2 separate regions of the Homo sapiens genome follow, and region 1 is linked to region 2. A link is an interaction called in ENCODE POLR2A ChIA-PET data of the cell type or tissue named here. Cell type or tissue: Panc1. All regions are shown on one strand. Links, peaks and the distances in the headings refer to the core of each region. The heading gives the core; the rest is flanking DNA. Region 1 overlaps MDH2 (malate dehydrogenase 2). Region 2 holds the start of LOC124901679 (a long non-coding RNA gene).

What was found. Peaks named below come from ENCODE experiments on the same cell type or tissue, not always from the same donor. Only the 100,000 strongest peaks of a DNase experiment are listed, where the experiment ranks them.
Region 1: POLR2A ChIA-PET joins it to region 2 with 12 read pairs; 4 of 35 experiments call an interaction of 5 or more read pairs at or near these places.

The regions. Positions count from the first base shown.
Region 1 is chr7:76,064,898-76,076,341 of GRCh38, reverse strand. It overlaps MDH2 (malate dehydrogenase 2), which reads right to left. Exons shown (of 9, transcript NM_005918.4): 8 at 11,389-11,444; 9 at 8,834-10,063. The coding sequence ends at 9,932. Among named protein-coding and RNA genes, the nearest start is that of MDH2, 23 kb to the right of the region's middle. RefSeq lists enhancers at 4,594-5,118, 10,894-10,943, 10,974-11,043. In Panc1, for the core only: no CTCF peak of the experiment used is centred there; DNase peaks (open chromatin) are centred at 6,989 and 8,518.
Region 2 is chr7:76,257,138-76,269,281 of GRCh38, reverse strand. SRRM3 (serine/arginine repetitive matrix 3) reads right to left here. Exons shown (of 15, transcript NM_001110199.3): 4 at 9,248-9,376; 5 at 9,085-9,165; 6 at 8,379-8,408; 7 at 7,868-7,930; 8 at 7,701-7,736; 9 at 4,467-4,517; 10 at 3,814-3,918; 11 at 1,847-2,024. It overlaps LOC124901679 (a long non-coding RNA gene), which reads left to right and starts at 9,686. Exons shown (of 3, transcript XR_007060392.1): 1 at 9,686-10,363; 2 at 11,293-11,416. RefSeq lists silencers at 1,807-1,936, 8,733-8,812, 8,797-9,091 and enhancers at 1,833-2,578, 7,321-7,844. In Panc1, for the core only: a CTCF peak has its summit at 6,163 (motif pointing right); a DNase peak (open chromatin) is centred at 6,171; H3K4me3 peaks cover 1,374 bases; H3K27ac peaks cover 2 bases.

The DNA.
Region 1 (11,444 bases), core at 3,445-11,444, 190 kb after region 2:
TGGGAGGCCAAGGCAGGAGGATTGCTTGACCCCAGGACTTGGAGGAGACAGTATGGTGAGACAGTGTCTCTATTATTAAAAAAAATTGCCGGTCAGATGTGGTGGCTCACGCCTGTAATCCCAACACTTTGGGAGGCTGAGGTGGGTGGATCACCTGAGTTCTGGAGTGCAATACCAGTCTGACCAACATGGAGAAACCCTGTCTCTACTAAAAATACAAAATCAGCTGGGTGTGGTGGCACACACATGTGATCCCAGCTACTCAGAGGCTGAGGCAGGAGAATCGCTTGAACCCGGGAGGTGGAGGTTGCAGTGAGCCGAGATCACACCATTGCACTCCAGCCTGGGCAATGAGAATGAAACTCCATCTCAAAAAATAAATAAATAAATAAAAAATTGGAAGCTTTACCCTGAAAGGCTTATATACAGTTTAAACACCCCTTATTGTATAAGAAAATGCCCGTTTCACTGCATCTTTGCCAGCACAGGGTATTATAATTTAATAAGTTATTTTTTGTTTGATGATTTTAAATGGATGAAAGCCGTCATATTACTTTGTCACATTTCAACATCTTTCCTTATACCTTATTAACCCTATTTCTTTTCTGTCTGTAAATTGTTGTTGTTGTTGTTTTGTTCTTTGAGACAGGGTCTTGCTCTGTCACCCAGGCTTGACTATAGTGCCATAATCATGACTCACTGCAGCCTTGACCTCACAGGCTCAAACTACCCTCCCACTTCAGCTTCCCAAGTAGCTGGGATTATGAGTATGCACCACCACACCCAGCTAATTTTTTTCTTTTTTTGGATAGAGACAGGGTCTCACTGTGTTGCCCAGGCCGGTCTCTAGCTCCTGGCCTCAAGCAATCCTCCTGCATTGGCTTCTTAAAATGCTGGCATGAGCCACCATGCCTGACTTTGGCTAGTCCTATATTCTCTAGAATTGTCTTTACTTTGTGCTAGCCAATCTCTCATTATGCTGTTCCCCTGTTATAATGAATAATTGTCTGTATTAAATTTTAGGACTTTGGACTTTTGAGTGGTTTATGTCTCCTGATTGGACCCTGACTAATACAGAGTTGATGCTGGGAAGGATCCCAGGAGACAGACCCACACAGATGGGATTTGGGCATAGATTTGGTTATCCAAGGGGCCGTGCTGAGCTCCTTGCCAATGGGACATGGGATGCTGTTGATTTCCAGGAAGTGACCTCACAATGACTCAAGCTACCACTTATTGTTGATTGTGATGAAATGCCAGCTGTGGCACATGCCTTGGGTGCTAAGTGGCTGCTGCACTTGACCGCTATAAAGACTGGTGTGGGAAGGGTCCTTTTGGATGTACTTGAGCAGGGTCCCCAACGCCGGAGCCATGATGAAGGCCTCTCCTGGCCCAGCTGTGGCCTCACATTGGCCTCCCCAGGCCACGTTTCCGCTTGCCTCGCGGCAGCCTTGGCAAGCCCAGCTCCTGCCTGCCGAGGGCCTCTTAAAGAGGCTCATCTCGTGCCTCGCCGTGGCCTCCCCAGGCCATGCTCCCACCTTTCGGCAGCCTCTGCAGGCCCAGCTCCTGTGTCCCGATGGCCTTTTTTTGCCTGGCTTTGCCTCACCGCGGCCTCTTGAGGCGCAGCTTTTCCCTTCTGGCGACATCTCCAGGCCCAGAACTTCCTCAAATCGGCCTCCCCCGGCCCAGTTGCTGCCTGCCGGCCTCCTCTCCGGGCCCAGCTATTTGCTCATGGCTGCGCCCACAGGCCCAGCTCCTGCCTCCAAACAGCCTCCTTTGACTCGGCTCCTGCCCAGCTCCTGGCAACCTACATCGGCCCAAAGCCTGCTCCAGTCCAGCTCTCCAGGCCCGCCTCTTGCCTCGCAGCGGCCTTTCCAGGCCCAGCTCTCGCCTCGCGGCAGCCTTCCACGACCCCACTCGTGCCGGCCTTCCACGACCCCCCTCGTGCCGGCCTCCGGGCAGCCTCCACAAGCCCAGCTCCTGCCTCATGCTGGTCCCTGTAGGCCCAGCTTGTGCCTTGCGGTGGCCTCTCCAGACCCAGCTCCCGCCCACCCCGATGGTGTCTCCCGGCCCAAAGCTCCCTTACTGAACGATGACCCCTCTAGACCCAGCTCCTGCCTGCTGCTGATGGCCTCTGCGGGCCCACCCAAAGCATCCCGAAGTTGGCTTCACCAGGCCCAGCTCCTGCCTGTTGTAGGCCCCTAGGGGCACGGCCTCTGCCCCACACCAGCCCCCCTGGAACCAGCTCTTGCCTCATCCTAGCCGCATCAGGCCAAGCTCCTGCCTTTTGGTGGTCTATCCATGCCTGGCTTTTGACTGCCGGCATCCTTTCCAGGCCCAGAACTGTTTCCAGTGGCCCTCTCCAGGCCCGGCTCTCCATCCGGGCCGCGTCCAGCGGTCCCAACCCCTGCCTCACGACAACCACGTTTGGCCCAGCTCCTGGTAGCCTTTGTAGGCCCCAGGCTCCTCGAAGTGAGGCCTCCCAGGCCCCGCCTTCGGCTCCCTGGTGGCCTGGAGAAGCCCAGCTCCTGCCTGACAGCGGTCTCTCCGGGCCCCGCTCTTGCCTCGTGTCGGCCTCCCCGGGCCACGTTGCCACCTGCCTCGCGGCAGCCCAGACAGGCCCGGCTCCTGCCTCCCATCGGCCTTTTTGGGCTCATCTCGTGCCTCACCGCGGCCTCCCCTAGGCCAGGCTCCTGCCTTTCGGTGGCCTCCGCAGGCCTGGCTCCTGCATCCCGATGGCCTCCTTAGGCCCGGCTCGTCCCTCTGAAAGGCCTCTTTCAGAGGCCTGGCTTTTCCCTCGTGGCGGCCTCTACAGGCCCAAGTGGGCAAGCCACCGCGACGGCCCGGTGGCTACCTCTCGGCCTCCTCTCCAGGCCCAGCGCTCTCTCGCGGCTGCACCTCCAGGCCCAACCCCCACCTGCAGACAGCCGCTTCTGACTCGGTTTGTGCCCAGATCCCGGCGGCCTTCGTAGGCCCGAAACCTCCTCCAGCCCAGCTCTCCAGGCCCACCAGTGGCCTCGCAGCAGCCTCCCCGGGCCCAGCTCTTGCCTCACGGCGGCCTTCCCCGTCCGTGTTCCTGCCGGCCTCCCGGCGGCCTCGACAAGCCCAGCGCCTGCCTCACACTGGGCTCTTGAGGCCCAGCTGACGCCTCACGGTGGCCTCTCCAGGCCCAGCTGCCGCCCGCCCCAACAGCATCTCCTGGCCCAAGGCTATTTCAAGTGGGCCCCTCCAGGGCCCAGCTGCTGCACCCCAACCAATGGCCTGTGCAAACCCAAAGCGTCTTGAAGTTGGCCTCGCCAGGCCCAGCTCCTGCCTGTCGTAGGCCTCTGGACTTGAGGCACGGCCTCTGCCTCCTCACAGTGGACCCCCGCCAGGCCCAGCTCTTGCCTCAGCGTGGCCGCCTCAGGCCAGGCTTGTGTTCTGCCTGTGGGCAGCCTCCACGGGCCCAGCTCTCGCCTCTGGCCATCCTCTCCAGGCCCAGAAGTGTTTCCAGCCAGCCTCTCCAGGCCCAGAACTGTTTCCAGCCAGCCTCTCCAGGCCCAGCTCTCCCTCCCGGCTGCGCCTGCCGGCCCAGCTCCTGCCTCGCAACAGCCACGTTCGGCTCAGCTCCTGCCCAGCTCCTGGCAGCCTTTGTAGGCCCCAGGCTCCTCGAAGTGAGGCCTCTCAGGCCCCACCTTCGGCTCCCCGGCGGCCTGGAGAGGCGCAGCTCCTCGTGACAGCGGCCTCTCCGGGCCCGGCTCGTGCCTCACGTCGGTCTCCCCAGGCCACGTTGCCACCTGCCTCGCGGCAGCCCCGACAGACCTGGCTCTTGCCTCCCGACGGCCTCTTTGGGCTCATCTCGTGCCTCACCGTGACCTCCCCCAGGCCAGGCTCCTGCTTTTTGGCGGCCTCCGCAGGCCCGGCTCCTGCATCCCGATGACCTCTTTAGGCCTGGCTCATCCCTCTGAACGGCCTCTTTCAGAGGCCCGGCTTTTCCCTCGTGGCAGCCTCTGCAGGCCCAAGTTGGCAAGCCACCACCACGGCCCGGTGGCTGCCTCCCAGCCTACTCTCCAGGCCCAGCACTCTCTCGCGGCTGCGCCTCCATGCCCAGCCCCAGCCTGCAGACAGCTGCTTCTGACTCGGCTCGTGCCCAGATCCCGGCAGCATTCGTACGACCAAAACCTCCTCCAGCCCAGCTCTCCAGGCCCACCTGTGGCCTCGCAGTGGCCTCCCCGGGGCCAGATCTTGCCTCACGGTGGCCTTCCCCGGCCGTGTTCCTGCCAGCCTCCCAGCGGCCTCGACAAGCCCATCGCATGCCTCTCACTGGGCTCTGGAGGTCCAGCTCAAGCCTCACGGTGGCCTCTCCAGGCCCAGCTCCCGCCCGCCCCGACGGCGTCTCCCGGCCAAGGGTTTCTCAAGTGGGCCCCTCCAGGGCCCAGCTGCTGCCCCCCGGCCGATGGCCTGTGCGGGCCCAAAGTGTCCTGAAGTCGGCCTCGCCAGGCCCAGCTCCTGCCTGTCGTAGGCCCCTGGACTTGAGGCACGGCCTCTGCCTCCTCACAGTGGACCCCCACCAGGCCCAGCTCTTGCCTCAGCATGGCCGCCTCAGGCCAGGCTCGTGTTCTGCCTGTGGGCAGCCTCCACGGGCCCGGCTCTCGCCTCTGGCCATCCTCTCCAGGCCCAGAAGTGTTTCCAGCCAGCCTCTCCAGGCCCAGCTCTCCTTGCCGGCTGCGCCTGCCGGCCCAGCTCCTGCCTCGCAACAGCCACGTTCGGCCCAGCTCCTGCCCAGCTCCTGGCAGCCTTTGTAGGCCCCAGGCTCCTCGAAGTGAGGCCTCTCAGGCCCCGCCTTCGGCTCCCTGGCGGCCTGAAGAGTCCCAGCCACTGCCTGACAGCGGTTTCTCCGTGGGTGCCAGTAATCCCAGCTGCTCGGGAGGCTAAGGCAGGAGAATTTCTTGATCCCGTGAGGCGGAGTGTACAATGTTAAAAGTTTCCTTTTCAAAGTTTCCCTTCTTCATAAAGAATAAATCATAAGTTTTAGAAATAATTTTTTAAAAATTAGCTTCCTTGAGACCTCCTTGCTTTGTGCTAATAACTGTTAAGCCCTATACTGTGTAGCTGTTAGATAGAAAAGAGTAAGTACAGTCTATGTCCTTGTACTTTAAACAATATATTTGTGCTACACATGCTTACAGGCACATAGTACAGTCTATGTTCTTGTACTTAAACCAAGGTATGTTTGCTGGCTGTGCTCACAGGGATGTCTTAGCTTGCTGCGTTCCTTATTTTGGAATGTCCTTTTTTTTTTTTTTTTGACAGTCTCTCACTCTGTTGCCCAGGCTGGGGTGCAGTGGCACAGTCTCAGCTCCCTGCAACCTCTGCCTCCCAGGTTCAAGCGATTCACCTGCCTCACCCTCCCAAGTAGCTGGGACTACAGGCGTGTGCCACCATGCCCAGCTAATTTTTTGTATTTTTTTAGTAGAGACACGGTTTCACCGTGTTAGCCAGGATGGCCTCGATCTCCTGACCTCGTGATCCGCCCACCTCAGCCTCCCAAACTGCTGGGATTACAGGTGTGAGCCACCGCGTCCGGCAGGAAATGTTATAACTTTTCTATGTCTTTTCATAAGCAACTTCCTCTTTTTCTTTATTCTCCATTAGTTTTACCTATTTAGCAGTGTTTTAAGTTGTTAGCCAATCAGGTTCAGTTTAAATTGTAATTTCTAGCTCCAGTCAATGGAGACAACACACAGTAGCAAGGACAAGCTGCATAAAGGATAAAAATTGCTTCCCTCTTTTCTCCAGAAAGTAAAATTACCTTACTGAGAAAACTTCTTTGTCTAAATGCTGATTTTTCCTTGCAGTACTGGGGAAGAAGCATTTTGTTTCTGAATAAACATTTTACTCATAACACAGAGGTTGCAGTGAGCCGAGAGCTTGCCACTGCGCTCCAGCCTGGGCGACAAAGCGAGACTCCGTCTCAACAAAACAAAAAACAAAGACTGGTTCTTGGCTTCCCGTGGCAAAGGCCTTGGCCACATCATTTTGGTCCTTAACACCATACATGCAGCCACTGGTCTTTTTTTCCTCACAGAGGAGGACAGGAGTTCTGTGTGAGGAGGTGGCCAGAAGGATGGGAGGACGGATAATTGGAGCTTGGAAGTAGACGTGTGGTGAGTTTCATCCACACTGACAACTTCCTGATGGAGTTCTGGGTGGCAGAAATGGTGCTGGGAGATGCTGTTTCTCCTCCATGTCCCTATCATCCCCCCTCCTACTCACCACCACCCCATCTCTGGTCTTTAGCATCCGAGTGGTCCCTGCCTTCACGTCACTCCTAGTTCGTGTGCACCTGCAGCTCAGGCATTGCTGGGAAGCTGACTAGAAAATGCAGAATCTGGGCCGGGTGCGGTGGCTCACGCCTGTAATCCCAGCACTTTGGGAGGGCAAGGCGGGCAGATTACTTGAGGTTAGGAGTTTGAGACCAGCTTGACCAACATGGAGAAACCCCATCTACTATACAAAAATTATCTGGCTGTGGTAGTGGCGTGCATGTAGTCCCATCTACTTGGGAGGCTGAGGCAGAACTGCTTGAACCTGGGCCAGAGAGGTTGCAGTGAGCCGAGATCACACCACTGCACTCCAGCTTGGGCGACAGAGCAAGACTCCGTCTCAAAATAAAATAAAAATTTAAATTAAAAAAATCAGAATCTGGGCCCAGCAGCAGGCTCCAGGGACCCCCCTGCCAACCCGTCCTTGGTGGAGTGTGAGCAGCCTTGGCCACCGTGTCACCATCCTGCTCAGCTCCTGGGACGCCCTGTTCCTGCCATCCACAAGCTCTTCAGCCTGTCTGCTCCGGCAGCTGCCTATGACGCCCATCCCACCCTCCCTGCTGGTTGAAATCCTGCCCAGCCTGCAGAGCCAGAGCGTATGCCATCTCCTCCTCCTCCTTTTCCCTCCTCCTAGAGATCTTGATAGGGGAAGTCCTCCTTGATGCTCTGCCAAGACATGAAGTAACCTTGCCCTCCTCTGGAGTCCCACGGTACTTCCTCTGTGTTTGTCTTGTGGATTCTCAGTACCTGACTCGTCTTTAGCCCTGGAAGGCAGGAGCTAGAGGGTGAATAGCCCAGGGACGGCCAGTATCTCCAGGCCCCTTCATCATCATCTGAAAGAATCTAGGATATTCTACATTCCAGGTCCTCCCTTTAGGATGCTAGAGCTGAATTTCTGAGATGGAACCAGAAATGCGCTTTTTTTTTTTTTTTTTTTTTTTTTTGGGACAGGTCTCTCTCTGTCTCCCAGGCTGGAGTGTAGTGGCACAGTCACAGCTCACAGCAACCTCAAGCTCCTGGGCTCAAGCAGTCCTCCCACCTTAGTGGGAGTATCCTGAGTGAACTCTCTGGGAGGTTCTTAAGGGGTAGCCCCTGGTTTATGGAGAGAGGTAGTGACCACCCTCAACCAAGACACAACCTGACTTAGCTTGAGTCCCAGGTCCTGTCAGGGTTGTTGCAAGGATCCCATAAAATGGCAAATGTACCCCAAATACAGCCAGCATAGTGCTCTGCATATAGAACCACCAGGAGGAAACAATGCTAAAGTACCACGCTCAGAGTTCTGCTCTCTACAGCAGTGAAAAACAAAAACACCGAATTATCCACCCTCAAGGTTATCCAGCTGTGAAAAGAATGGCAGGGCACAGTGGCTCATGCGTGTAATCCCAACACTTTGGGAGGCCGAGGTGGGAGGATTGATTGAGGCCAGGAGGACCAGCCTGGGCAACAGAGCAAGTCCTCCCACCCTGATATCTTGTTTTTTTTTTTTTTTTTGAGACGGAGTCTGGCTCTGTCGCCCAGGCTGGAGTGCAGTGGTGCAATCTTGGCTCACTGCAAGCTTCGCCCCCCAGGTTCATGCCATTCTCCTGCCTCAGCCTCCTGAGGAGGTGGGACTATAGGCACCCGCCACCACGCCCAGCTAATTTTTTGTATTTTTAGTAGAGAAGGGGTTTCACCGTGTTAGCCAGGATGGTCTCGATCTCCTGACCTCGTGATCTGCCTGCCTCGGCCTCCCAAAGTGCTGGGATTACAGGCGTGAGCCACCGCGCCCGGTCACCCCCACCCCGGTCTCTACAAAAAATTATAAAATTAGCCGGGCGTGGTGGCAGGCACCCATAGTCCCAGCTACTGGGGAGGCTGAGGTGGGAGGATCGCTTGAGCCCAGGGGTTGGAGGCTGCAGTGAGCCATGATCACACCACTGCACTCCAGCCTGTGCGACAGAGACCCTGTCTCTAAAGAAAAATTTAGAAAAGTGACAAGGGCAAATACACACAGTGAAAGAAGTGGGGGGCAGCTCATCTCCATAAATGGCCATCAGAGTCAGGTCTCCCGCAGCCACACCCTTGTGTGGTTCCTGCCCATGTCATTGGGGGCCTTGTAACTTACTCTAACCTAGAGAATGCAGCGCAAGCGAAGCTGGGCCAGTTCTCAGCCCAAGCCTTAGAGCCTGGCAGCTTCTGCTTTTGCTTGTGGGAACTGAGTCATTCAACAAACATATGGACCTTGCTGTAGATGCGTTGTGAAGAATGAGAGGCCCAAGACCTCGGGGAAAAGGCCAGCTGTCCGGGCATCTCCCAAACACCAGCCTCGCGTGCTCCAGTCCAGCCAAGCCTCCAGTGACTGCAGTGGGAGCTGTGGGCATGTAACCACCCAGCTGAGTCCTGTCAACCCCCAGCGTCGGGAGATAGGAACAGAAATAGCCTAAAAGCCACCAGAGTGGAGAGGGCTGGGATTGTTACAGTAGCAGATAACCTGCAGAGCAGGCTTCATTCTCTCAACCTATGAAATATGCAAGAGAGGACAAGTATTACCAGTAGTTCCTTTCCCGCTTTATTTTTTAGCTGCTTTTTGGGTTTTATACAATGAACATGTATTAATTGTAGAAGAAAACGATGTCATCCTTTATGATAAAATCCATTTCCATTTTAGCTTTTTTAAAAAAACAAAAAGCTGTTGTGGACAGATGAACATCCAAGTACTGGGCACACCTCCAGCCCTCCCTCTTCCACTGAAGGCCATTGCCTATTCCTAGAAAGTTCTTTCCCAGGTATGCAGCTTTCAGTTTCCACTTCAGAGGCCACAGTGTCTGGGGAACGGACTGCCCCCAATACTAAAGGGAGTCAAATCTCTTTAATTCCGCACTCCTCAGTACAACAAGAAGTCCCTTCTTTAGGCCACTGATGGAAACCTGGAACCCCCTTTTGATGGCAGCATGGCGTCCTAGGCCTTGACACAGCGGCTGGGGTTTGGGCTGTCCCAAACCGCACACCCCAACCCTGGTCTACCCACAGTTCTGGCTATGGGCTGTCTCTGCCACTGAACATCAGGGTTCGGTCAGAAGATGAAATCCCAAGGGGGACAGAGGTCAGTAGAGGAAGCTCAATGAGAAAGGTGCTGTTTGCTCAGCCAGAAAACAGCTGCCTGGCATTCGCCGCTGAACTATGAACCCGTGGGGGTGAACTACCCCCAGGAGGAATCAGGCCTGGGCGATGCAAGGGTGCCAACAGGAGGGGCGGGAGGAGCATGTACGGGTAAACTGAATACTGTGTCCAATTCCATAAATTAACAATTTAGACTTTCTTGAAGCTACTGATGAAAGCGTCACGCTTCAGTCTAACAGTTAAACATCATCTAATTCTGATTGGTAATGAAGAGGTAGCAGACACTCTAAAGTTGGCTCTCACAGGGAAGAAAGCACAGCATTTACAGAAGGGACCTTGAAAAATAAAATCAAGGACGGCTTTTATTGATGCGCCCACAGAGCCACCCACAATTTGGAAGGCATGATGATGTCAATACAGTAATCATCACCAAAGCAAATTAAAATACAAAGTTTATCTGCAACGGCTTTGCAGTGACATGATGCCTTCATAAATTAAGGAAACTGGCCACCCGTCACAGCGGCTCACTTCAGGGTCTTCACGAAATCTTCCCCCTTCTTGATGGAGGCCTTCAGCTCGGGGATGGCATCCGAGATCATCTTCTCCTCAAAAGAGGAGACTTTGCCGATGCCCAGGTTCTTCTCGATGCCCTTTTTCTGAGGGAGATGGGAACATGTTAAAATGAAGTTTCCAGGAAAGTGCTTGTTAGAGAAACCCCGACCTGTCGCTCCATCAGCCCTGCCGAGGAGTCTCTCTACACATGCGGGTTCTGGGTGCCTTGCTGGGGACGCCTTGCTGAGCAGGTGGGTGGGACTGAGCTGCGGTCAGGAGTGCGAGGCTCAGAGCCAGAGGGTGCCAGGCAGGGGTCCCAGCACTGTGATTGTCTAGGCAGGTACCCTGGACAATGACTGACCTTCCAAATGTGTTTCCTTAGCTATAAAACAAGCACCATCCACCTTCGTGAACACGAGGACAATGCGACAAGCACCTGGACGCCAGGAACTCAATCATCAGGAACACTTCACCGTATTCTCCCCAACAGAGCCTGTTTCTGGGTTCTTGTCTCTCCCCGCAGGTTGGTAAAGGACTGAAAACATTGTCACAGTCACCTGAATCAGGTGTCACTAAGTAGGTAAATGTCTGACATTGGCAAAAACAGGCATCTCTGCCACCGTCTCACCTGCAGAAACTGAGCACAGTTTGTGTGGCAACAGCCTCAGTCCTCACCTCAACTCAATTCCCTCCTACTGCTTCCCCTGGCTCAAGGGCCTATGAGAACCGGGTGCGTCTCACCTGCAGGCCCTGCCATTCCATACACCTGCACCGACATGGGGACAGAACTATACCATCGAGTGCCTGTCTCTCACCAAGGCCTGGGGCCATAGCTGAAGGATCTTTCTGTATCGGAGCATCTCTGAGAAAGGTCCTGGGGTGGCCCAGTGAGCCATATTACTTTCTGGCCACGTGATGAAGGCAACCACACATCTGCCTCATTTCTGCCCACAGGTGAGAAATGGAAACTCGGCTTGAGGGGGTATGAGTAAGACCTAAGGGTTTCTGTTTGCTGAAGACTCAGGCTGTCTGGATGGGGCACACTCTCGAAGAGGAATTGGGCCTGGCCGCCCCCCGCAGTCAGAACAAGATGAACAAGGAGCGACAGGGAGGTGTTCAGGCGGGGTAGGGAGGCCTCCCTGGGCTGCCTGGAGATGGAGTGTCTTATCAGTCAATACTCCTGCAGCTGCTGGGCACCCGCTGTCAAACTGCAGGGAAGGAGACCCACTTGCTGGGAGGTTCACCCTTCACAGTCTGTGATCCTCCCAGCTCTTTTTTCTCGGGTGTGCGTCCACCCTTGAAAACAACAGCACTCGCCAGGCAGGCACATGAGCTTACTGCATAAAGGGCCAGGGAGAGCTCCTGAGGCTTAAGCAAAGGGAACGCCCCCTTATTCCACAGTCAGAAGGACCCACGCCTGGATACGTACCCCAAGCAGCAGCGGTGTGGAGAAGTAGGTACATTCCGTTTCCTGTGACTTAACGA
Region 2 (12,144 bases), core at 2,228-10,227:
TTGGTGAAAGGAGTCACAAAATGCCGTCTCCAAGAAAACTCCCAGGGCTGTGCCAAACTAGAGTCCCATGCTGGGAGGGAGACAAGATGTGGGTGCTTCAGAAGCTCCCGCCCCAAGGCTGGTGGCTGGGTCCCCTTCCCCGACTGCCCTATCCTGGGGATGCCTAGATGCTGTGGCCATTTTGTCTGCATTGGGGAGGGGGTGGAGGTGGGATCATTGCTCAGGACTCCAGGGCTGGAGAGAGGACCAGAGGTACGAAGGGACCCACTTCCAGCCCTGACTTCAGAGAACCCGCATCTCTGTGTCTCTTGGGAGGCCCCAGAAGGGTGGATGAGAAGCTGGCAAGAAGGTGTTTCGGGTCCTGTGCTCTTGGGACTCCATGCCCACAGGGGTGGGGGATGGTGGGTGCCCCTCTTGTGGGTTGTTAATCCTCTCCAGCCTCTGCCATGCTACCCTCAGCTACCTCTGCCTGCCCTCAACCCCCTCCCAAGACAGATCCGGGGACATCAGTGTCATCCTCCCTGCGCGGCCCAACCAAAACCCCCAGAGCCCAGGAGCCTGGTGCCTGGTCCAGGTGGGACAGTCTAGAGACAGGTAAATGTCCTTCAATAAAACTTAACCTTGAGACCAAGAGCCTTCAGTCAGCTGCCCTTGACTTTCCTCTCTGAGGCCGTGGGAGTAAAGGGTGTTTGAGAAAAGAAAGGGAGTGAAAGGAAACAGCCAAAAATCAAAATGAAACTGACCAACACGTACATGTTTGCTGCTGAGACCTGAGGTCTGGGGAGGGGCAGCTCTCCCACTCCCAGCTGAGGCTTTGGGGTTGGGTGGGGGGCAGTCTGCGGGTCTGGGAAGGAACCTGCAGGTCTCCCCACCCCAAGCCACCCCCCCACCCACCCCAGTGCCCCTGCCAGCACTGCAGCCCCCTCTCTCTGAGGGGTCTCAACTGTGTACTCTATAATCAACAGACCAGAAGGGGATGTGGACCTTCCCTGGGGTCTGGGAGAAGCCCCAACCCAGGCCCAGCCCATCCATCTGGGGACAGGCTGAGACGTCTCTCTCCTCTGCCAGCTCCCCCATTGCACCTGCCTGTAGGTCTTCGGGCATCTGTGCCCCTCTTGGAGGAAGGGTGGGGACAGTTTTGGGGGTGTTGGTGTGGGGTCTCTGAGGCACGCTGGCAGGTGCCTCAGGAGGGTGGCCGTGGGAAGAGGAGCCGGCAGGTTTGAGACACCAGTCCAAGTGTGGGCGGTGCCTGGAAAAGGGCAGAGTCTCCTCAGAGCAGGGACTTTAGAGGGCAGAGGGACTGAGATGGGGGAGGGGGCTGAGGGAGGGAGGGGCTGGGGAGAAGATTGAGGGAGGGGGAGGGGGGTGCTCAGAGGTGGGGCCAGGGCTTGGTGGGAAGAGGGAGACTCAGGGCCCAGGTGGTGCCCAGTGGGGGGTCCTGTCTCTCGAATCCTGCTCCTGCCTGGGACTCCTATCAATGTCCATGCCCCTCCCACCCTAATATGCCTGGGGAGGGCACGAGACCCTGATTCCTCCCCAGCCCTGTACCCAACTCAGTGCCCCGCGGTCAACCCCCCTCTGGCCTTCAGTTTGCCAAGCGCAAGGGTGGCCCAAGACCGCAGGCGCCCCTCACCCTGACACCAGGGCCAGGTGGGCGCAACGGCCTAGCACTCCCGGCGGCTCCCGAGCCAGGACGCCCAGCGGGGAGCCGAGGAGGGAGGAAGCGGCCGCCCCCGCCCCCGCCCCCATGCCACACTTATCGCCCCCTGCCCCGCTGGCGACCCGCCCGACCACGCACGGCGCAGCCCGCGGCGCGGGAACCCTCCGCAAAGCGAAGCGTACGTACATCGGGCGGGCTGTGCGCCGAGCCGGGGCGGCCCCCGTGCGCTCCGCTCCGCTGCCCGCTGCCGCCGTTCCGCTGGGGCGACCCCCATCCGCTGCCGCCCGACGGGGAAGGCGACCGGCTTCCGCTGGACCGCTGGCTGCCCGTCTTTCGCCCTTCGTCTCGGTGCTTGGGGCTCAGCCTGGGGTTAGGCGCCAGGAAGAATGGGGGAGTCGGCGTGGGACACCCGCTTTGCAAGCAGTTGCGCCTCCTCTTTCCCCCTTCCCCAGCACGGGGAAAGAGAGCAGCCCTCCACCTGCCTTTTCACCATGCTGGGAACCTTTCCACTTAGAGAGGGCTTGACCAGGGTGAGCCAGCGAGGCTGTGCCTCGATTTCCAATTCAGGCGGAGGCTTAGGGGCCTTAGGGCAGCTCTTCCTCAAGTTATCACTCCCCTGGTAAATTTCTCTTTTTAAAAATTATTATTAGGCTGGGCTTGGTGGCTCACGCCTGTAATCCCAGCACTTTGGGAGGCCGAGACAGGCGGATCGCTTGAGGTCAGGAATTCGAGACCAGGCTGTTCGAAATGGCGAAATCCCATCTCCGCTAAAAATACAAAAATTAGTCGGGCATGGTGGTGCACGCCTGTAATCTCAGCTACTCGGGTGGCTGAGGCTGGAGAATTGCTTGAATCCCGGAGGCGGAGGTTGTAGTGAGCCAAGATTGCACCACTGCTCTCCAGCCTGGGCAACACAGCAATACTCGTCTCAAAATATATATTATATATATAAATATATATAATAATATATATAATATATAAATATATTAAATATATATTAATATATAACATAATTAAATATAAATATATAAAATATATAATATATAAATGTTTATATATTATATATTTAATATATAAATATTTATATATTAAATATATAATATATAAATATTTATATATTAAATATATAAATATATAAAATATATAAATATTTATAATATATATAAATATTAAAATATATATCTATATTTATATATAGATATATAAATATATATAAATTAAAATATATAAATATATTAAATATATTATTTATATGAAAATATACATTAATATTTATATTGAAATATATATTAATATTTATATTAAAATATGTTAATATTTATATTAAATATATAAATATATAATATAATTAAATATAAATATATTAAATATATAAATATTTATATATATTAAATATATAAATATTTATATATATTAAATATATAAATATTTATATATATTAAATATATAAATAAGGCCGGGCGCGGTGGCTCACGCCTGTAATCCCAGCACTTTGGGAGGCCGAGGCGGGCGGATCACGAGGTCAGGAGATCGAGACCATCCCGGCTAAAACGGTGAAACCCCGTCTCTACTAAAAATACAAAAAATTAGCCGGGCGTAGTGGCGGGCGCCTGTAGTCCCAGCTACTTGGGAGGCTGAGGCAGGAGAATAGCGTGAACCCGGGAGGCGGAGCTTGCAGTGAGCCGAGATCCCGCCACTGCACTCCAGCCTGGGCGACAGAGCGAGACTCCGTCTCAAAAAAAAAAAAAAAAAAAAAAAAAAAATATATATATATATATATATATATATATATAAATATTTATTAAATATATAAAATATATAAATATTAAATATATAAATATATATAAATATTAAATATATATAATTATATATAATAAAAGTAATAATTATTATTATTACTTTTAATTAAAGAAGGAAGTCTATGTTGCCCAGGCTGGTCTCGAACTCCTGGCCTCAAGCGATCCTTCTGCCTTGGCCTCCCAAAGTGCTGAGACTACAGCAGTGAGCCACCACACCTGGCTACCCCTGATAAACTTCTACCCACCGATGAATTGACATTCTGTCCACCAGCCCTGCTCCCCAGCCCTTGGGGGTGTTTAATCTGCAACCCTCATCCCCCACCAGGAGAAAGCCTCCCAGAGGCCCAGGCCTACCTGCTGGGAGATCTGGAATCACTGTAGTGGGAGGAGAGGGAGGGGCTGTGGGAGCTGCCACTGCTATGGCGATGAGACCTCCGGCCTGGGGACTCTGTGTGAGGCCTGGCGTGGATGGGGGAAATCAGCCTGTACCTCAATTCTGCCCCCCGTGATCCCCCCAGCCCCCAAGTTGCCCAGCCTCCCACCAGGATCCCAGTGGAACCCTACTGAAAGCCAGTGTTCATCAGTCCCCTAAAGTCTCCTATAAAAGGTACATCAGCAGTGTTGGTGCTGGCTGCAGAGCCTATCTGGTCCATATGGGTCATCTGTGAGAATTAGTAAAAGGCCCCCTTTTCTCTAGACAACCCCAGCCTCCCAAGACCCCCCTCAGCCCTCAGCAGGTGATCCTGGGACTTGTGGGGTGGGAGGAAGGAGGGTGGGAGTCACGAGGACTGGGCTTGGGAGGACCCTGGATTGGAAGGCAAGAGGCCTGGGTTTTGGTTCAAGCTCTGACTCAGCAAGAGCCCTTGGCTTTCTTTCTAGATCTTAATTTTTCCATCTGGGCAAAATGAGCTACCTTTAATGGCCTGATTCTGTGATTCTAAAAGGCGTAGTTTGCTGGGGCGGGAGGGAGAACGAATGGGGGGCTGGAGAGTAGGGAGGGCGCTTACCTCTTCTTCTCTTTGTTCTTCTCTTTTCTTTTGCACTTGGAGCTTCGAGATCTGCAGAGAGCAGAGACCACAGTGATGGTGTGGCCCGGGGAGGGTGTGGCCTTCGTGCCCTGGAGCCTGGGTATACTCAGGTGTGGATCTGAGATTTGTTCCACTCTAGGGCCTAAGCCCCATGGCTGGCGGGGACTTTTCCATCCTACTCCACCCCTTTGTCCCTTTCACTCAGCCAAAGCTCCGGCCTTCCTCCTCCTGGAAGTCCTGGCCCGTGAACACCTCCCTGGGTCGCAAATGCTGCCCAGTCTGGGAGGGCCACAGAAGTGTGGCTGGCCCCAGATAAAGTGGGGTGCTATAGCCGGGCATGGTGGCTCACACCTTTAATCTCAGCACTTTGGGAGGCTGAGGCCAGTGGATCACTTGAAGTCAGGAGTTTGAGACCAGCCTGACCAACATGGAGAAACCCAGTCTCTACTAAAAATACAAAATTAGCCAGGCGTGGTGGTGTGTGCCTATAATCCCAGCTACTAGGGAGGCTGAGGCAAGAGAATCGCTTGAACCTGGGAGGCGGAGGTTGCGTAAGCTGAGATCGCGCCTTTGCACTCCAGCCTGGGCAATAAGAGTGAAACTCCGTCTCAGGAAAAAAAAAAAAAAAAAAAAGGCAGGGGTTGCTGTTTGCAGGTGTGGCAGCCTCAAGCCTTAGGTCTGGGCCAGATAGAAATGGTGATTTGCTCTTGTCTTTTGGTACTGGACTTGGGACATGCCCAATACTCATTCCCTTGAGTATTGGGGTGTGGCCTGATAATCATACCTCCTGTGCCCCCTTCCTCCGTGTGCTCCCAGACTGGCCCAGCCCTAGGCCAGCTCACCAGGGGTTTAGGAAAGAAATGCTTTCCCAAGGGCATGATGTCCCTGCTTTTTTTTTTTTTTTTTTTTTTTTTTTTGTCTTGAGACAGAGTCCCGCTCTGTTGCCCAGGCTGGTGTGCAGTGGCACAATCTCAGCTCACTGCAACCTCCACCTTGCAGGTTCAAGCAATTCTCATGCCTCAGCCTCCCAGGTAGCTGGGATTACAGTAGCCTGCCACCACGTCTGGCTATTTTTTGTTTGTTTGTTTGTTTGTTTTAGTAGAAACAGGATTTCACCATGTTGGCCAGGCTGGTCTCGAACTCCTGGCCTCAAGTGATCTGCCCACCTCAGCCCTCCAAAGTGCTGGGATTACAGATGTGAGCCACCGTGCCTGGCCAATCTCCCTGCTTTTGAATGACATCTCTGGATCCATCTGCAGGGCTGCCCCCTCCCAACTCCCACAGCTTCCTGTCACATCCCATCCAGCCCTCTGGGGCAAGCCCCCCAACCCAGCACCCTCTACCTTTGATGAAAGGCCTGAGAAGCTTCTGGTTAGCCCTCAAAGGTCTCACCCAACCCCAATCCTCAGCCCCATCCTCCCTGGTGCCACCAGATCCCTTCAGTCCTTCTGACCCCAAAACAAAGCCATACTAAGGAACACAGAAATGTGCTCCCACAGGAGCAGAGTGACTGCGGGGAAGGCCCGGAGGCTATGGGTTTGGGTGCTGGAGCCTGCTTTGGGCTTCAGTCTCCCCATTGGAAGTTGGTCTATTCCTAGTTCACTTTTAGGACCTGTCCAGGAAGGATGGGAGCTGGCCAGAGGGTGTGTGTAAGCTAATGGTGGCCACTTGGGGGCAGTAGGGACCCACACTGATCCATAGACACTGGGAGGCCAGGGGAAGATGAAAAATTGGGGACATTGGAGGGGCAGGATTAGGTGTTTATGTAGGCTCCTCCCCTACTTGGCAAATTCCCACTACAAAGAAGGAACTCCAGACTCTGCCCTTCCTCTGGGCTGCTGGAAGGGGGTCTGGCTCTGATGCCACCTCTGGAATGTGACTGCCCCACAACTTCCTTCCGAGCTCTCCTCTCCTCTCCTTTCCCTTTTCCCTTCTTTTCCTTTCCTTTTCTTTTCTTTCTTTCTTTCTTTCTTTTTTTTGAGATGGAGTCTTGCTCTGTCGCCCAGACTGGAGTGCAGTGGTGCGATCTCAGCTCCCTGTAATTTCCTCCTCCCAGTATCAAGCGATTCTCCTACCTCAGCCTCCCAAGTAGCTGGGATTACAGGCACCCGCCACCATGCCCAGATAATTTTTGTATTTTCAGTAGAGACTGACTATGTTGGCCAAGCTGGTCTCAAAGTCCTGACTTCAAATGATCCAGCCACCTCGGCCTCCCAAAGTGCTGGGATTACAGGCATGAGCCACCACACCCAGACTTTGTTTTTTTTTTTTTTTTTTTCTGAGACAGAGTCTCGCTGTGTCACCCAGGCTGGAGTGCTGTGCACTCCACTGCAATCTCTTGGCTCACTGCAACCTCCGCCACCCGGGTTCAAGTGATTCTCCTGCCTCAGCCTCTCGAGTAGCTGGGATTACAGGCGCTTGCCACCACACCCAGCTAATTTTCGTATTTTCAGTAGAGACAGGATTTCACCATGTTGTCCAGGCTGGTGTCAAACTCCTGGCCTCAAGCGATCCACCTGCCTCAGCCTCCCACAGTGCTGGGATTATAGGTGTGAGCCACCGTGCCTGGCTCAGGCTGTTTTCTGCTTTCTCAGCAACCCTCTTCTCCTGCACCACTCTGCCTCCACCTGGACTCCTGCCTTTCACTTCCTCTCCCCTCCCCCAGTCCACCCTGAACAAGCCACTGCCCTGCTCAGAGCTCCCCCACACTAACCCCCAGCCCTCCTGGGTGGAGGATGGCTCCATAACCTGGCAGTCAAACCTGTTGGGAGGCTAGCACCTGTCCCCGAGAAACTCTACCTCTAGCCACAGCTCCCCGACCCTGCCTCCTATCCATGGAGCCCTCCCAGCTCACAGAGGTCCTCCTGCCTCGCGAGCTGTTTCCCTGCAAATTCAGGGTCTCGGTGTTTCTGCTTGTCTAACTGGCACCTCCACAGACAGACACACCCCTTGGGCATTGGACCTGCCATGTTGTCTAGAAATTCTTGGGGTCACCACGTCATGGCTGATGCATGGGGCAGGCAAGGGTTGCAAACAGTTGGTTTTCATGCTCCTTCTCCACTGCCCTGTCCCCGCAGCCTGGCTGTGGGAAGGAACCCTGGAGCTGAAGGATGGAGCCCTGTGGGACCCTCAAAACCCCCTCCCATCATTGCGTCCTTTGGGCTTTGGTCCTTAAGGGACCACTGACCATGTCCTCTGCAAAGCGCCGCTCACCTGTGCCGTCTCTTCCTCCGGGACCCAGAATCAGACCTGTAGGGCGATAAAGGAGTTCTCTTGAGCCTGCCTGGGGTGGCCCAGGGGAGACCTATGGAGGGCCACAGCCCTGGCCCTGGGCCCCACGGGAGGAAGAGGAGGCCCCAGGGTGGGGGCAGCAAGGGTACCTGTCTCGGCGATGCTTCTTCACACTCTTCTTCTTCTTGCGGAGGGGTGAGGAGCTCCCACAGCTGTGGACACAGGGAGGTGGGCTCTAGTGAGCTGGGGTGGGGGGTGGGGGGCTGGAAATGGCTGGAGAGACCTGGGTGCTTGGGACATTGAAGCTGGAAAGGGAATTCCAGGCCAGGAAGCCCAAGGTCCCTTGTACAGAGTGACCCGAGGCCCCAAGGGTCGCCAAGGTCCCTCAGGGTAGTTGATGGCGCTGCCTATGTTGTCCCCACAATTGTGGGGACAACAATGTCCCCCCTGGCATTGTGGGCAAAGATAGTTTCAAACCCAGAAGTCAGAGGCTCCAACGGTGGGATTCACGGCCTCTGTAGGGGCAAAACTTGCACCTTGGCAGTGTCCAGGTGCAGGCCCTGAGGGTCCAGGCCTCCGGCCTCTGGGGGATGGCCTTGGAATCTCTCCCACCCACAGACATCCCCCGCCCTGGCCCCAGCCAGCTCTGTCCCCACTGACCTGCATTCGGACTCCAGTCTCCTCTTTTTGCTGAGGGCAGATGCCAGGAAGAAAGGACAGACGGATGGATGGGGTTAGTTGGGGCCCCAGACACTTGCCAGGGTCTCACGCAGGACAGGGGAGGGTGGACAGAGAGATTCGGGGATGGCAGATGAGGCCCCTCCTCCCCAGGGCCACTCGCACTAGTGTTGGTGGGCACGGGACCCCTGGGAGGGCAGAGGGGGACTGGGAGCAGGTGCTGGTAACACACGGGCCCGGTCAGTGAGTCTGGCTCTGGGGGATTCAGTGAGAGGCAGGTGCTAGAGAAGGGCTCAGTGAGGGGCGGATCCCAGATAAGGGGAGGGGCTCGATGAGGGGTGGGGCCTAGTGGGGAGAGGACCTCGATGAGGGGCGGGTCCTAGAGAAGGGGAGGGGCTCGGTGAGGGGCGGGCCCCAGAGAAGGGGAGGGGCTCCTTGGGGGGCGGAACCTAGCGAAGGGGAGGGGCTTGTCGAGGGGCGGGGCCTAGCGAGGGGAGGAGCTTGAGGCCTGGGGTGGGTTCAGTTACCCGGAGGGCACCTAGTCGGGGGACGGCACGGGGAGGGCGAGGGAGGGGCTCAGAGAGGGGCGGGGCTCACAAATGCTGCATGGTTGTGAGCCAGGGACGGGCATCCGGGGAGAGACCCCACCTCCTCCTCCCTTCCCGCTCCGGTCAGGCGCGGTTCTCACCGGCTTCTCCGGTGGCCGCCTTTCTTTTTCTTCTTTTTCTTGGGAGGGGGCGATGCCGAGCTGCTAGACCAATGCTTGGTCCTGGGGGAGAAGGGGCGGGGGTGGGGGCGGTGAGGGGGGGCAGCCCCGCGCGCCCCCCACCCCCGCCGCGGCGGCCGCTGACCTGTACCCGCGGTGGCCGCGGTAGCAGGAGGCCGGGCAGTCACAGTCCACTGGGCCGTCGTCATCGTCAAAGGGCGCGTACTCCAGGCCCGGCTCAGCGCCCTCGGTCAGCCGCGGGGTCTCCGCCACACTGCCGGCGACAGGGACGCTCACCACCAGTCTCGGGACGACTTTTCTTCACCCCTTTTCTCGGCGCAGGGGGCCTGACCTAGCCCCGCAAGTCTGCGGGCTGCTACCCGGCTGGGGGAGGGGCGAGGGGTAACTGCGGCCCCTGGCCTTACAGGGCTAGGCAGAGATTTGGGGAACCCAACGGGGCACATCCCCTACAGGTCCCCGACCTCACGGTACAATCTTTTGCAAAAAAGAAGGAGATAACCGAGCCCCTTATTTAGCCCGCACCCCTTCTGAGTTCTCACCATCTCAGTAAGCCCCCTCCTCTTTTTTTTTTTTTTAATTTTGGAGATAGGGTCTTGCTCTGTTGCTCAGGCTGGGTTGCAGCGGTGGGATCATAGCTCACTGCAGCCTTGAACTTCTGGGCCCAAGCGATCCTTCCTCCTCAGCCTCTTGAGTAGCTGGGACTACAGGCGTGGACCCCTACCCTGGCTAATTTGAAAAATTTTGCAGAGACGGGGTCTCACTATGTTGCTCAGGCTGGTTTCGAACTCCTGGCCTCAAGCGATCCTCCCGTTTGATCTCTCAAAGTGCTGGAATTCCAGGCATGAGCCACCCTGCAGTCGTGGGTGGGGTGTGTGTGGCTACTCCTTAGATGAGGCTCCTCTTCTTCACTGAATCCCCTCCATATCCTAGCCCCATTCATTGAAGCCCTCCCCCTCAGTGAACCCCCCATTTGATCCCTGTGCCCCTAACCCTACTGTCCTATTCTGGGAACCCCATCCCCACCCCTCCTTTCTCTCACTGAACCCTAATTTCTCTTTTCTTTTCTTTCTTTTTTTTTTCAGTCTCACTCCGTTGTCCTGGCTGGAGTGCAGGGGCCCGATCTCGCCTCACTGCAACCTCTGCCTGCTGCAGTCTCCTGCAATCTCACCTCACTGCAACCTCCGCTTCCTGGGTTCAAGTGATTCTCCTGCCTCAGCCTCCCGAGTAGCTGGGATTACAGGTGCCCGCTAATTTTTGTATTTTTAGTAGAGATGGGGTTTCTCCATGTTAGTCAGGCTGGTATGGAACTCCCGATCTCAGATGATCTGCCAGCTTTGGCCTCCCAAAGTGCTGGGATTACAGGCGTGAGCCACCGCGCACGGCGAACTCTAATTTCTTCCTTTTTTTTTTTTCTTTTTCTTTTTCTTTTTTTTTTTTTTTTTTTTGAGATGGAGTCTCACTCTGTCGACTAGGCTGGAGTGCAGTGGCATGATCTCAGCTCACTGCATCCTCCGCCTGCTGGGTTCAAGCAATTCTCCTGCCTCAGCCTCCCGAGTAGCTGGGACTACAGGCATGCACCACCACGCCCAGCTAATTTTTTGTATTTTTAGTAGAGACGGGGTTTCACCATGCTGGCCAGGCTGGTCTTGAACTCCTGACCTTGTGATCCACCCACCTTGGCCTCCCAACGTGCTGGGATTACAGGCGTGAGCCACCGCGCCCGGCAAACTCTAATTTCTTAAAGAGCCCCTTCCTCCTGGCCTATCTCCGCCCTCCCCGAGCCCTGGCTCAATGATGTGGGTCTTTCCTCACCTGGGTGTCCTAGTCCCTGAGCCCCCTCCCGCTGGCTGAGTGCCTCCCTGCCCCGCTTCCCCTCCTTTCCTCCAGCCCGGCCTCTGTCGCTGAAATATTCATAGCCTCTCCTCGCCCTCCCCTCTGCAGCCTCCAGGGGCCCCCCCTGCTCATCTCTGGCAGCAGGACTGTGCTCATCAATCAAGCCTGGTGGCAGAGGGTGGGGGCCTCCAATACTCCCTATCCATCTTACAGAACTCTCCTTTTCGCTCAGCAGGGACCAGACACCTCCTGTCCCTGCTCCCGCAGCCCCAGCCAGCCTCTGCCACAGATGTTGGCTCCCTACAGGCTCTTCTCAGAGCGCTTCTTTTTTTCTAGAGGTAGCTGGGCTGGAGGCAAGAGCATGAGATTTGAAGCTCCAGACAAGGGCTCATCCTGCACTGTCCTGAGCCGCCTTGTGACCTGGAGCCTGCCGTGTCCCTCTGTGAGCCTCTTCTCGAAGGTGAGAGTGATAACTCCATTCCAGGGCTGTTGGGAGAATTTGCTGAGGTCATAGGTGCTGTGCAGTTTATTTTTTATTTTTTATTTTATTTTTTGAGACAGGGTCTCACCCTGTCGCGAGGCTGGAGTGCAGTTGTGCCATCACAGCTCGCTGCAGCCTTGAACTCCTGGCCTCAAGCGATCCTCCCACTCCAGCCTCCAGAGTAGCTGGGACTACAGGAGCACACCACCACTCCCAACTAATTAAAAAAAACTTTTTTTGTAGAGATGGGGTCTCACTATGTTGCCCAGGCTGGTCTTGACCTCCTGGCCTCAACCCAGGAGGATTGCTCAAGAAATTATCTTGCCTTGGCCTCCCAAAGTACTAGGATTATAGGTGTGAGCCACCATGCCTGGCCTTCTTTTTTTTTTTTTTTTTTTTTTAATTGAACAAGCCTGGAAGTGACCCTCCAGAGACCTGTCTCTAGGGGGGTGGCCCCGACCTTCCATTTTTTATCCAAGCTGGCTCAGACAGTGCCCTCCCCCACCAAGATGGAGGCTTAGCCCTGGTTTCAGCAGAGCTCCCCTTACTTCTGGGTGCTGTCCACCTGGCTCACCCCTTCCCCTCCTACAGCAATAGGGAAAAGGGCTTGGATCGGCAGAGCATTAAGAACATGAGTTTTGGATTTGTCAGAGGCATGTGAACCAGAGCAACTCCATCTTGAATAGGAGCTGTATAAAATGAGGCTG